Linked DNA regions of Homo sapiens: region 2 is linked to region 1. The links are chromatin contacts, found by Hi-C or POLR2A ChIA-PET in ENCODE. All regions are on one chromosome and are shown on one strand. The core of a region is the stretch at or near the end of the contact, and the rest is flanking DNA. Distances in the headings are between cores, read along the strand shown. Region 1 overlaps LOC643339 (a long non-coding RNA gene). Region 2 overlaps LOC643339 (a long non-coding RNA gene).

Region 1 (6,061 bases), core at 1,354-3,853:
GAGGCCTCACAATCATGGCAGAAGGCAAAGGAGGAGCAAAGTCACGTGTTACATGGCAGAAGGCAAAAGAGCATGTGTGGAGGATCTCTCCTTTATAAAACTGTCAGATCTCATGGGACTTATTCACTATCATGAGAATAGCACAGGAAAGGCCTGCCCCCATGAATCAATTACCTCCCACCGAGTCCCTTCCATGACACATGGGATTTGGGTGGGGACACAGCCAAAGCATATCACCTAGGTCGATGACAGAAGCAGCAGAGGTGCCTAGGACAGAACACATCACTCCTTCTGCCACAAGCATGTGCTGGAAATGCCTCCAGTCAAGTATCCTTAGAACAATCGTTTTCCCAGCTATTTAAACTCCACTGAAGTCAAGCACCAGCTTATTCCAGGCCAGGCTTTGCCTGCTAATTAACAATTCACCTGCTGGTTACTAGTTCCCACAGGGCCTCAAGTGAGACCAAATCCCCCAGCTGGAAGGTCCTCTTTTTTTTTCCAGCACTGCTAATTCAGCTCTGTTGCCCATCTCAAGCCTGGCTGAGAAGTTGTTCCCCTGCAGCCCCCTTAGTTGCCCCAGGGATTCTAGATGCCCTCTATATTCAAGCCAACATTCATCGTCTGTCAACAGGTGGTGGACATGTACTTTTATGATTGTACTCAGGTTCCTCTGAGTTTTGTTTTTTCAACCCAGACATTAAGAAATCCTTATTTCCTATAGAGGATTTAAGAAATAGAAAAATGGCATGAACCTGGGAGGCGGAGCTTGCAGTGAGCCAAGATCACACCACTGCACTCCAGCCTGAGTGACAGAGCGAGACTCCATCTCAAAAAAAAAAAAAAAAAGAAAGAAATAGAAAAATGAAATTAAAAAAAAAGATAAAAGACATTAAGAAATCCAGAAGCAGAAACACAACTTCTCCAGTATTTTCCAAGCCTGGCTATGGATCAAATTCACCCAAGCACCTTAAAAGAATATACAGATACAGAAAGGATTCTGCAGCAGAGAACCACGTTAAACATTACTTGGATGCCATCAGCAAAATGCAGACTCTGGAAAAAAAGAAAAAAGAGAGAGAGAGAGATGAAGGAAGATGAAGGGAGAACTTGTACATTAAAAGAGACTTAAGAAACGTAACAACCAATGGGATGTTTGAACTTAGTTGGTTCCCATTTCAAAAAACACAAGGTAAAAACAGACAAATGAAAAAAGAAAATTTGGGACATTTGAGAGACAGTTAAAATTTTGAACACTGGCTATATGATGATATTAAAGACTTTTTATTATTTCTGTTTAGATGTAATAATGGTATTGTGGTTATATTTTGAAAAGATTTCATATCTTGAAGAGAAATGTACTGAAATATTTTTGGCTAAAATGATGTGTCTAGGAATTGCTTCAATATGGAGGAGAGCGAGTGGAAATCCAGACGAAGCAGGAATGGCCATCAGTCGATGATTTTTACAGCTGGATGTTAGGTTCATGGAGGAAAGTGGGGTTCATTATACTTTTTGTTCTACTTCAGTATATGTTTGAAATTTTCTGTAATAAAAGTTTAATCTCCCCAGTTTTGTGAACTATTCTATTTATTTTATCCTCATCCTTTAACACACCTATGTACACGGAACTTCCTGTGTAAAATGTTTATTGAGTGTTTATTCCCCAGAGGAGAAGCAAAGAGGAAGTAAGAGTAGGATATTTTTGAACTATGTACAAATACAACCAGTTTCAGACCCTTTTATATGATCTATACTCATTCTAGACTGAGCCACATAGAAGAGCTGTTCCTGAAGTCAGATCAGCCTGGTTACCTCTAAAAGACCAAAAGACTAAACTAAAACAGCCTTTTTTTTCTTCTGTGGAAGCGTACATGTGTGTTTGCATGTGTACGTGTACCGAACAGCTGTCATGGACCTTTGTGCAGGCTGTGCACTGCACAAGTTTGTCACATCTAAGGGGGCATGCTTCACCTCATCAACACATTGCAGATCTATATATTTATTGTGACAACAGTCTTGTAAGTGGCAGCAAAATGTCTTCTTCTAACAAAATTGGTATTTTTGATAACTTTCCAAAAGATGGAAGCAAAAATATCTTAAAGTAGGGACTTCTTTTCTAATTATGTACTTATGGTATGGGCTAGCAGTGGACCTGAACTGACTGTCTTGCCTGAGTTTGAATCTCTTCCCCCAAACTCACTCACTGAGTTTGTTATTTAATAGCCTTGAGTTCAAGTTTCTTCATCTGTAAAATGGGATGATAATATTATGTACCCTGAGAGCACTGTTCAGAGCATTAAATGCATATAGACAGTATCTGGCCCATAGGAAGCCTTCAAAAAGTGTTAGAGATTAGCTATTACCATATCTGTTCACCCATATCAAATTTTATAGGTGTCGGTATGTTGCGTTATTCATAAACTCAACTAATAAATTTTGCAGTGGACTGAAAAAAGACTGTCTCCACTATTTCATGAATCCAAACTATTTTAAAAAGAGGATTTTCCCCTAACCATCAGTTCTGAAAAATGCAAGGAAGCTCAAGCTCCAGGTAAGCAGCCAGGGTTTCTAAGCCTCTCTGCGCACAGAAGCTGTGTGCATATGCTAATGAGGAACCTTTGAAGAAAAGTGCTGGGGTTTTTCCAACGCTCTAACTACTTGGCCAGTAAGCCTTTAATGATGGGAAAAGACCCAGTGGGAGTTGCCAGCCACAAAAGGGGTTTTACCTCACAGGCAGAATAGTCAAAATGCTTCAAGACGTTAAAAGCCTATTTTTAAAAGGAAAGAACACAGAGTATGTCTTTAACTTGATGTTAAAAATAAACTCAGCCGCCTCCTCTGCGTTTCCCACCCTCTCCCACTGTCCTTCCGTCCCCTGCACTGCCCTAAAGGAAAGAAAGAGTGCTTTTGTTTCATTTTTATTTTTCTCATGAGCTTTTCTTTCATTATTATTTGTTTACTCTTAGCCAAACTTGTTTTTCCGTTCACAAAACAAGTTGCATTTTTCTCTTAAAAATTCCTCGGGGATTCCCAGGAAGCAAGACGGATTATCAATTAGAACTAGCCCGTGTCAGGATGAGTAAAAGATTCGCGCGGAGATAAGCAAAGTGGAGCCCTTACGGCGTCCCTTGTGCCCAGAAAGTATCTGCAGGGGACGTTGTTCAAGCAAGGGGGCCTTTTATTTATTTTTTATTTTTTTATTTTATGTATGTATGTATTTATTTATTTTTGAGATGGAGTTTCACTTTTGTTGCCCAGACTGGAGTGCAATGGCGCGATCTCGGCTTACTGCAACCTCTGCCTCCCGGGTTCAAGTTCTTCTCCTGCCTCAGCCTCCCAAGTAGCTGGAATTACAGGCATGCACCACCACGCCCGGCTAGTTTTGTATTTTTAATAGAGACGGGGTTTCTCCATGTTGGTCAGGCTGGTCTCAAACTCCCGACCCCCACGATCCTCCTGCCTCAGCCTCCCAAAGTGCTGGGATTTGAATGCTTTTTCATATTGGGGTTTAAGTACAGACACTTCCTGAGGCATGACTAGACATAGCAACACTACTTTGCTGAGCTGCCTTCAATAAATTCCATTAAGCAGCCATAAAATTCCAATAGATCAGATGTGCCAGTTTTTGTTCATGAAAAAGCTAATCTGTGTAGCAGAAAAGCTGCCAGCTGGAGTGGAAAAGCTGGATTTCTTATTGTATATTGATGGCGGAGGGATTTCAAGACCCCAGTGGAAGCCAAAGTTGTTGAAAGACAAGGAGACCCAGGCCTGTGCATAGTACTATGATTTCACTGGAGGGAAATATAAGAGATGAAGGGGTGGCTGAAGGCTTGAGACCCTGTTTACTTAAAAATATTAAAAAAAAAAAAAAAAGAAAGCCCTTAGGCAATATAAGATAAAGGAAAAAACAGCAAAAATCATTTTAAGAAATAAAATTCTGCCAGTGTGGTGGTAAACACCTGTAATCCCAGCACTTTGGGAGGCCAAGGCGGAAGGATCACTTGAGCCCAGGAGTATGAGACCAGCCTGGGCAGCATGGTGAAACCCCGTCTCTACAAAGATACAAAAGCTAGCTGAATGTGGTGGCATGCACCTGTAGTACCAGATACTCTGAGGGAGTGGGGGAGGCTGAGGCGGGGGATGGCTTGAGCAGGGTAGAGAGAGACCTGGAAGGAAGGAAGGAAGGAAGGAAGGAAGGAAGGAAGGAAGGAGAGAAAGAGAGAAAGAAAGGAAGGAGGGAGGGAGAGAGGGGAGGAAGGAAGGAGAGAGAAAGAGAGGAAGGAAGGAAGGAGGGAGGGAGGGAAGAAAGGAAGGGGAGGGAGGGAGGGAAAGGAAGGAGGGAAAAGGAAAGAAAAGAAGAAAAGAAAGAAAAAGCTCTAGCTGGGTGTGGTGGCTTGTGTCTGTAGTCCAGATATTGGGCAGGCTGAAGCAGGAGGATTGCTGGAGCCCAGGAGTTTGAGGCCAACCTGGGCAAAGTAGCAAGACCCCATCTCTTTAGAAAATTAGAAAACAAAGTTCCTGTCTAGGGTTGGCCTCTAACTTGCAGCATGACCTCAGTCCAGTGATTTTCTTCCCTACAATTTCTTTTTCACAAAATCAGATCCCTCTCTTCTTGAATCTGTTCTTTAATAGGAATATATAATTGATAAATTACATATAATTGAAAACAAGATATTACATCAGAGCGCTTAATAAGTGAAAATCACAGTACAAACGCATGCTTAAACACTGTTGAAATTTAATGAAGTAATTTTGACACATGTCTAGAAAGTCAGAAGGGAAATTTTGTTACTAAAGGTTGAGTTTGAGCCAATTGTTTTCCAATTTTCATGAAAGCGAAGCACTGTAATACAAAAGCATGCCTAGGAACACTAGCACCTAACTCAATATGCCTTAACAAATGAGTAAAGGAAGAATGCCAAGATTTCCAGCCTGCAAAGCTTCACCTCTAGGGAATCTATGGCCTTCTTGCAATGGATCTTCTAGTTTATAAGCTCACCAACATAATTTGACACCCAGTGAAAATGATATTTTCACCATATGTATATGCCACCATTTTCAAATGTGTGTAGATTGGTTGTGACTAATAAAATACAATAAAAAATTATAAATTTATCATTTGTATATGTATTAATAAAATACAGACTCATTTAAAACATTACCAAAATTGAGTCAATTGTCAACATCTATTTCTGGATCAACCAACTCTAAAATTACAATTTCTTCCAGCTGGGAACTCTGGAGTTTAATATACTATAGCTTTTTGTCATAAATTGATCTCTGCTGTATTAGTTCATTCTAGAAAGTGATGGAACATTGATACTTTGAGTAACTTGTGTGCCAGTAACAAAGTGCTTCCCTAAAGCACAGCCAGGAATCAAGTCTATGATTAAAAACATCTGAGTCAATAACTATTTATTTACTTATTTGTGTTGTCCTGGGAAGGCTTGAGGATGGCTTACCAAGATGCACAAAATTCAGCAAGATACCATCAGTTAAATAAAAGTAATGGGGGAAAAAGATAGGATAGAAAAATGAGTAGCAGGGCTGTGGTTAGGACATAAAAGGCGTTCTGTGAAATCCCACATTCTTCCAAGTGCTGGCCTATTTGGCTCTGCCCTTTGTAAGCAGCCAAAGGGAAGAGGAAACCATTATTAGATACATAACTCATATTAGCTGTTAATAAATATACATCAACTTCTTATAAGAAGCCCAACTCTTTCTGCTGGAAAGATGAGAGAAACTTCAAGAAATGGCAGCGTCCCCAACAACATACCAGTTGCAACAGATCAAAAACTCAGTTTTAGCCCATGTCCTCATGCCAGAGCCAGATTCAGTAACTAATTTTTTACAGACTTTCTCTAATGATGAAAAAGTACTTTTCCAACACTCCGTGAAAATGATCTCTTCCCTCTTGTTTAAGTGGGGAAACAGAGGCAGAGAACAGTGAATTGCTTCCACTTCATATACTAGGTCAATTGCTAAGATAAAAGTAGAAATAATTTGTCCTAGCTGGATATAATTACCTCCAGATGTGCATTTGCAGATTACATGATGATTA
Region 2 (6,772 bases), core at 2,305-4,804, 34 kb after region 1:
CCTTCTAATGAGCAGGACCTGCAGAAGGCGAGGAAGGTTATGGTCGCACCCATAAACACCTCTTGGAGGCACCTGCCTTATCCATGCCCCGTTCTTTCACAAGTGCACCCCACTCCCGACCCCACTTCCCTGACAAAGCTGACAGCACCAACAGTAGACGCCTGTTAGGGCATCTTTCCTAGATTCTCTCCTAGAGACTGGTATTTAGCAATTCCTGCTCTTGAAGGTTCTTGAACTTAGAGCAGTAGAAAGGCCAGGAGGAAAAGCCAGTCTTGGCTGAGCAGAATAAAGCAGCCTCAGTGAGAGATGAGATGAGAGACAGACACGAGCCCAGGTGGACCCGTCACAGCCCCGTCTCAACACCGCCCAGTGAATCTATCACACATGCCTAGTACATTTGTCTCCCCATTTCCAAAATGAACATTCTCCTCTCTTGAAACCCCAGCCCACCCATGCCCGCCCTACCCTTCCTTTGAGTCCTGAATTGTATTCCTTATTGCCTTCTCCGGGACTCCTCTGTCATAATTATGCCCCCTCATGGATTATTCCCATGAACATAGAGTAATACTGCCCATCTTTTAAAAACAACCTCCAGCTGGGCACCATGGCTCATGCCTGTAATCCCAGCACTTTGGGAGGCTGAGGCAGGTGGATCACTTGAGGCCAGGAGTTAGAGACCAGCCTGGCCAACATGGTGAAACCCCATCTCTACTAAAAATACAAAAATTAGCCAAGTGTGGTAGCACAAGCCTGTAAACCCAGCTACTCAGTAGGCTGAGGCAGGAGAATCGCTTGAACCCTAGAGGTGGAGGTTGCAGTGAGCCAAAATCGTGCCACTGCACTCCAGCCTGGGTGACAGAGAGAGACTCCATCTTAAAACAAACAAACAAACAAAAACACACACAAACAACCTCCCTTTTCCACACATTTTCTTCTAGCCTCCACTTCATTTTCTGCTCCTCTTCAAAGCAAAGAGTTGTCTCTATTTACCACCTTCACATTTTAAAAAATTTTCTATTCTGTCTTCAGTCCACTTTAGCCAAGCTTCTTTCCCAATCACCTTGTTGAAGTCAAAATTAAAATATAGAGACAAATCTCTACAAGTAATGTTTTCTTTGGCAAGAAAGGATCCCAATGTGGGGTGTACACACAGTCTGGTTGGTTTTTGGTATGTCCAAAGAACAAATAGAAGGTTGGGGATTTTATAAAAAAGAGAGAGGATTGTTATGTGTGGTCCTGAAAGAAAGTTCATTGTGATTAGCAAAGATTTGGGGAGCTGGCAAGCTCCAATTGGTGGGCGAGGGTGGTGGGCAAAGTTAGTCCTAGAATTGCAGCAAGTTATCTTAGCAGCTGTAGATAAAACTGGTTTCAGGTTACAACCAGCAGTTTCAGCTGCTGGGCTTGCAGAAAGTAACATTTCTAGAGCAAGTTGAGCATGACAAGAATGACCCAATTCATATGATCAACTTTCACGACCCCATGAAGACTGGTGTCATTAAGGTTACTAATGGCTTTGATGTTTGCCTAATCTAAGGATCACACACTAGTCCTTTCTCACTTGGATGGCCTGCAGCATTTGACAAAATGATGATCATTTTCTCCCATGCAAGATTTGCATGACACTCCCTTCTCCTGGCCTTCCTTCTCCTTTTCTGCCTCCTTTTCCATCGCCTTTACTGTGTCCATCTTCTCTTGTTCTCCAAATATTGAGGGAAGGGAGAGTGAGGCAGGAAAGGAAGGAAAACAAACACAATGTTGCATCCCTGAGCTGGCTTTCTCTCAGGATCATGCATGGCCAGTTACTCCATGTCCCAGGACTTTTCGTCCAAGAGACCACAGGAATGACCACATCTGAGCACTGGCTGTCCAAGGAGAGGAAGAGGGAGGAATTTATCCACCAGCTCCCATTCCCCAATGGTCAAAAGTTTACTCCACAGGGTGTTAACTCCTCCTCACTTCTCAGTCACTTCTACAGAGGCATTGAGCACGTTTCTGTCATCAATAAGAAATCCCCGAGATGGAAAGTGACACCCACAAAAGGTCAGTGGGAGCAACACAGAGCCAGCCACAGAGGCAGAACAAATCTGCAAGGCCCCTGAGGCACGTGAGCCTGAGAGCACCTGGAGTAGCTCATGACAGGTGTCTATGACACCCCAGTCCTCTGTGCACAACGCCAGACTTGCCAACTTCACATTTCCTCATGAATGTCTAATAGGTATGTGAAGCTGAACGTGGCCAAAAGAGAACTTTTCTTCCTCTATTCCCCAACTTGCTCTTCCTATATCTTCCCTATCTTGGTCAGTAACATCTTAATCCAGCTAGTTGCCAACCTAAAAAGTGAAGGGTTACTATAGACCCCTCTTGCATCCTCACCCCACTCATCTATCAGTAGGTCTTGTTGGCTCCAGCTACAAAATGTATCCCAAATCCATCCACTTCTCCTGTCTATACTACAACCAACCTAACCCTGCCCATCACCATATCTCAGATAGATTCTGCTTTTCTTAACTGGTCTGCCTGCTCTTTGTCCCTCTAAAACACAGTCTCCACACAGTTGCAACCAGAGATACTTTCTTTTTTTTTTTTTTTTGCAACATCTCATTATTTAAAAATTTCAAGCATATATAGAAGTAAAAAGAACAGTAAATCAAAACCCCCACTACCCACCATTAACAAGCATCCAATCATGGCCAATGTCATTCACCTCTATCTCTAATTTTGAGGTAAATCTCAGATATTACACCATTTGGTCTATAAATGATCTGATTTTGCATATGTTTGCGTCTCTTAAAGATAGGAACTTTAAAAATAACCACATCTAAGGAAAAAATCAATAAAAATTCCAATTAAAAAAACACAAAGTGTTTTTTTTGTTTTTTTTTGTTTGTTTGTTTGTTTGTTTTTTGACAGGGTCTCATTCTATTGTCCAGGCTGAGTGCAGTGGCACAATCATGGCTCACCCCAGCCTCGACCTCCTGGGCTCAAGCAATCCTCCCTCTTCAGCCTCCCGAGTACCTGGGACTACAGGCATGTGCCACCACACCCAGCTAATTTTTGTATTTTTTGTAGAGACAGGGTTTCACCATGTTGCCCTGTCTGGTCTCGAACTCCTGGCCTCAAGCTACCCACCTGCTTCAGCCTCCAAAAGTGCTGGGATTACAGACATGAGCCACTGCACCTGGCCCAGAATGGTCTTTTCAAAAAGTAAAGCAGAACATGTCATTTCTTTGTGAAAACCTTCCCGTGGCTTCCCATCATGCTCTGAACAAAGCCAAACTCCTTCTTAAGACTGCTTTCACATGGCTCCTGCCTATGCCTCTGGTCTCATTTCCAGCCAGGCTCTCCCTGTCCGTGCACACCAGCCACCTTCGTTCTTCCCTGGGAGCCCTTATTCTAGTCGTTCTCTCTACCTAGGAGGCTCATTCCTGTCATCTTCCTATGCTTGGCTCCTTCTTGTCACTCAGGTCTCAGCTTATATAAGGACATCTCTTATCACCTGTGTCAAGTAGCCACCCAGCCCTCGCCACATGACTCTACTCTAATTCTCGCCATAGTCTTTTGCCCATGACATTTCCAGTGTGTCCTGGACAGGTTTACTCTTATTGTCAAGCATGACTATTAATAGCACCTCATTCACTCTCAAAAGTAGGCAACAAGGCTGGACACGGTGGCTCATGCCTGTAATCCCAGCACTTTGGAGGGCCAGGGTAGGAGGATTGCTTGAGCCCAGGAGTTCAAGACCATCCTGGGCAACATGGTGAAACCTCGTCTGTACAAAAAATACAAAAATTAGCTGGGTATGGTGGCACATGCTTGTAGTCCCAGCTACTTGGGAGGCTGAGTGGGAGGATCCCTTGAGCCAGGGAGTTTGAGGCTGCAGTGAGCTGAGATCACACCAATGAACTCCAGCCTGGTGACAGAGCAAGACCCTGTCGCAGAAAAAGAAGTAGGAAACAAATTTTATGATCACTCTACTTATAAGAAACTTATTTTTATTTGACTTTGACTAGCTTATCACCTATCTCCTTCTATGAGGATATAAGCTCTTTGACAGGAGGTCTCTCTGATTAGTTCTTTACTGTATCTACAGTACTTGGCTCATAGGAGATGCTTGATAGGTATCTGTGGAAGGAAGGAAGAAGGAGGGAAGGAAGGAAGCAAGGAAGGTAGGAAGGAAGGAAGGAAGGAAGGGAGGAAGGGAGGAGGGAGGGAGGAAGGAAGGAAGGAAGGAAGGAAGGAAGGAAGGAAGCAGGGAAGGGCATGAGGAAGGGAGGAGGGTGGGTGGGCTCAGGCCCTGACTTTTCAGTTCCTGGTTTCAGACATCTTTTGTAGTACGTACTGGGCTTCCATAATCTCCCGTTAAAATTCCTGTTTTGCTTAACATAGATGGAATGGTTTTCTGTGAGTTATAACCAAGCAATTCTTGACACCTGCTGATTTCTTTTAATAAATTGTCCACTTTCCTCTTCATGCTATACTTTACTTCTAGTGAATTGCTTTATTTAATAAAGAAAAAGAAACTTTTATCAGCACCATCCTTTTAAAAAGTGTTTTCTTTAATCGTAAGCTGTTGAGAAGTCTGGAATTGCAAACAAACAATCCTAATACAAGGTAATTCTTTCTGCTCCAAAATCTACAATAAATATTAGTGACACTGGCAATAAAGCTTCAGATCCTGATTATGCATGAACCCGTTTTTACAAAAACGTTTCAGTGGAAGATATAAATGCATTGTCAAAACAGCATTAAACCCTTGAAATAAGAGCCAGATTTTTTTTTTATAATTCAAGTATGTAAAGCATGTGTATTGCCATGGCCTTTGGGTCATTCCATTTCAGGAAATTCATGCTTTAAAATAGTCATTGTCAAATAAGAGCCATTCTTGGAGGAAACGAAAGGTTGGGTATTATTCATTCAAAGAGAACAATCCAAATATCAAAACTCATTTTGTTTTGTTTTTAATAGGGGATGCTGGGGGTTGGGGGTTTTCTCTGAACTTCAGATAACAGATAATGACAGGAATGTTGATTCATAGTGCACAATATTGAGAAAAAATAAATAAGCTCATTCCCCAAGTAACAGTAACAGTCTTTGAACAAAGAATGAGGAAGCCAAGCATGGAAGGAGATAAAGAAGTTTTACTAAAGAAATGTGCCCCATACCACTTCTCCAACCTCAGCTCTGCTCTCTTTCCCAAAAGAAAAGATTATATTTAACAACCAAAGAAAATTAGAAGATCATCGCACCTCCTTCCAGTAGCCCACCCCCAAAAGCAACAAGTGCCATTTCTGTAAGAAAGGCACTATAAATTCATTTATTTCATGAAAATCCATTGTACTGAAATGTGCTAGGATTTGGATGTACAGTGTGAGTAAAACAGACAAAATCTCTGCTTTCTTGGGGCTTGCAATCTTCTTGAACCCTCAGAAATGGCCCAAATCCCAGCCTATGTGATTTTTCCATCAAGGAGGCAGCATTCCATTGGCCCTATAGTCAGTCAAGGGGCCTGGGTGAAAATCCTGGCTTTACAGTTTACGAGCTGGGTGATCTCAGGACAGTTACTTAATCTCCCTATGCCTCAGATTCCTCATCTGTAAAACTAAGATGGTAATAACATCTACCTCATAGGGTTGTTGGGAGGATTACATGAGGTAAGCAATGTAAAGCAGTTAGATCAGTGCCTGACATAGATTAAGCAATATTTAAGAGTTTGCCATTTTTATCATTAGTACAGCAAAGTGGGATTGACCAAAAAGGTCTGTATTTAGAACAGTTAATCAATGAATATAATGCACCAAAACATCCCTGTACATAGTTTCCTGGTAGCCAGGCCCAGACAGGAATTATGAGGTTTCTTATTTGGAGAAACTGAATGGCTCCAGAGAAAAGACCTTGATATGGTTAGGCTTTGTGTCCCCACCCAAATCTCATTTTGGATTATAATCCTTATAATCCCCATAATCCCCACATGTCAAGGGAAAGACCAGGTGGAGGTAACTGAATCACAAGAGCAGTTTCCCCCATGCTGTTTTCATGATAGTGAGTGAGTTCTCAGGAAATCTGATGGTTTTATAAGGGGCTCTTCCCATTTTGCTTGGCACTTCTTCCTGCCACCTTGTGAAGAAGGTACCTTGCTTCCCCTTTGCCTTCCGCCATGATTGTAAGTTTCCTGAGGCCTCCCCAGCCATGTGGAACTGTGAGTCAATTACACCTCCTTCATTTATAAATTACCCAGTCTCGGGCAATTCTTTATAGCAGCATGAGAATGGACTAATACAGACCTCCATAGGATAGCATTCAGAAATTTCTCAGTTCACAAAGCATTCAGCTCCTTAATTTAAAAAGAAGGAAAAAAAAATTTCCAAGTATTGCGGCCAACTCCCTGCTGCCAATCGTCCTAAAACAACTACCCTCAGAAAGTTAGCCCCAATGAGGTCTGAAGCATCCCCGCTCCACTCTCCAGCAGCTCACGCTTCATTATGCATGAAGAGCTAAGGGTGACCAGAACTTTGATAATAGAGAGACACCAAGAAAAGCAGGCATCTCATCAGAAACAAAGAAAACATAAGAAACTGAAGAGAACCTGAAGCCCCTGAAAGATCAGGGGAAGATATTGCAACTATAAAATAACATCAAAATTCTATGGGGACAAAAAAAAAAAAAAACCAATAGAGAACAAGAAAGTTTGGGGAGCATTAAAAATAAAATTGCTCAAATTGAAAATTCATTAGAACAGTTGGAGAATAAATTAAAAAGCACACACACATACACA

The links. A loop is a pair of places that touch in the nucleus more often than their neighbours do. ChIA-PET counts read pairs that join two places held with the same protein, here RNA polymerase II (POLR2A).
Region 2: a loop to region 1 is called in a map with no recorded cell type, with 2.8 times the contacts of the local background. The contact joins two enhancer-like sites. A Hi-C loop is called at or near these places in 1 of 168 maps with a recorded cell type or tissue (posterior vena cava) and 2 of 37 single-sample maps with no recorded cell type. POLR2A ChIA-PET finds 5 or more read pairs at or near these places in 5 of 52 experiments (HepG2, K562, SK-N-SH and 1 more).

Annotation. Positions count from the first base shown.
Region 1 is chr12:93,165,313-93,171,373 of GRCh38, forward strand. The region is part of intron 3 of LOC643339 (a long non-coding RNA gene); the gene reads right to left. Among named protein-coding and RNA genes, the nearest start is that of LINC02412, 6.0 kb to the right of the region's middle. RefSeq lists an enhancer at 2,379-2,928. Within about 2 kb of position 2,604, at least 8 of the 41 ENCODE cell types and tissues checked have a DNase peak (open chromatin) inside an H3K27ac peak, as active enhancers do.
Region 2 is chr12:93,198,655-93,205,426 of GRCh38, forward strand. The region is part of intron 3 of LOC643339 (a long non-coding RNA gene); the gene reads right to left. Among named protein-coding and RNA genes, the nearest start is that of LINC02412, 28 kb to the left of the region's middle. Within about 2 kb of position 3,555, at least 3 of the 41 ENCODE cell types and tissues checked have a DNase peak (open chromatin) inside an H3K27ac peak, as active enhancers do.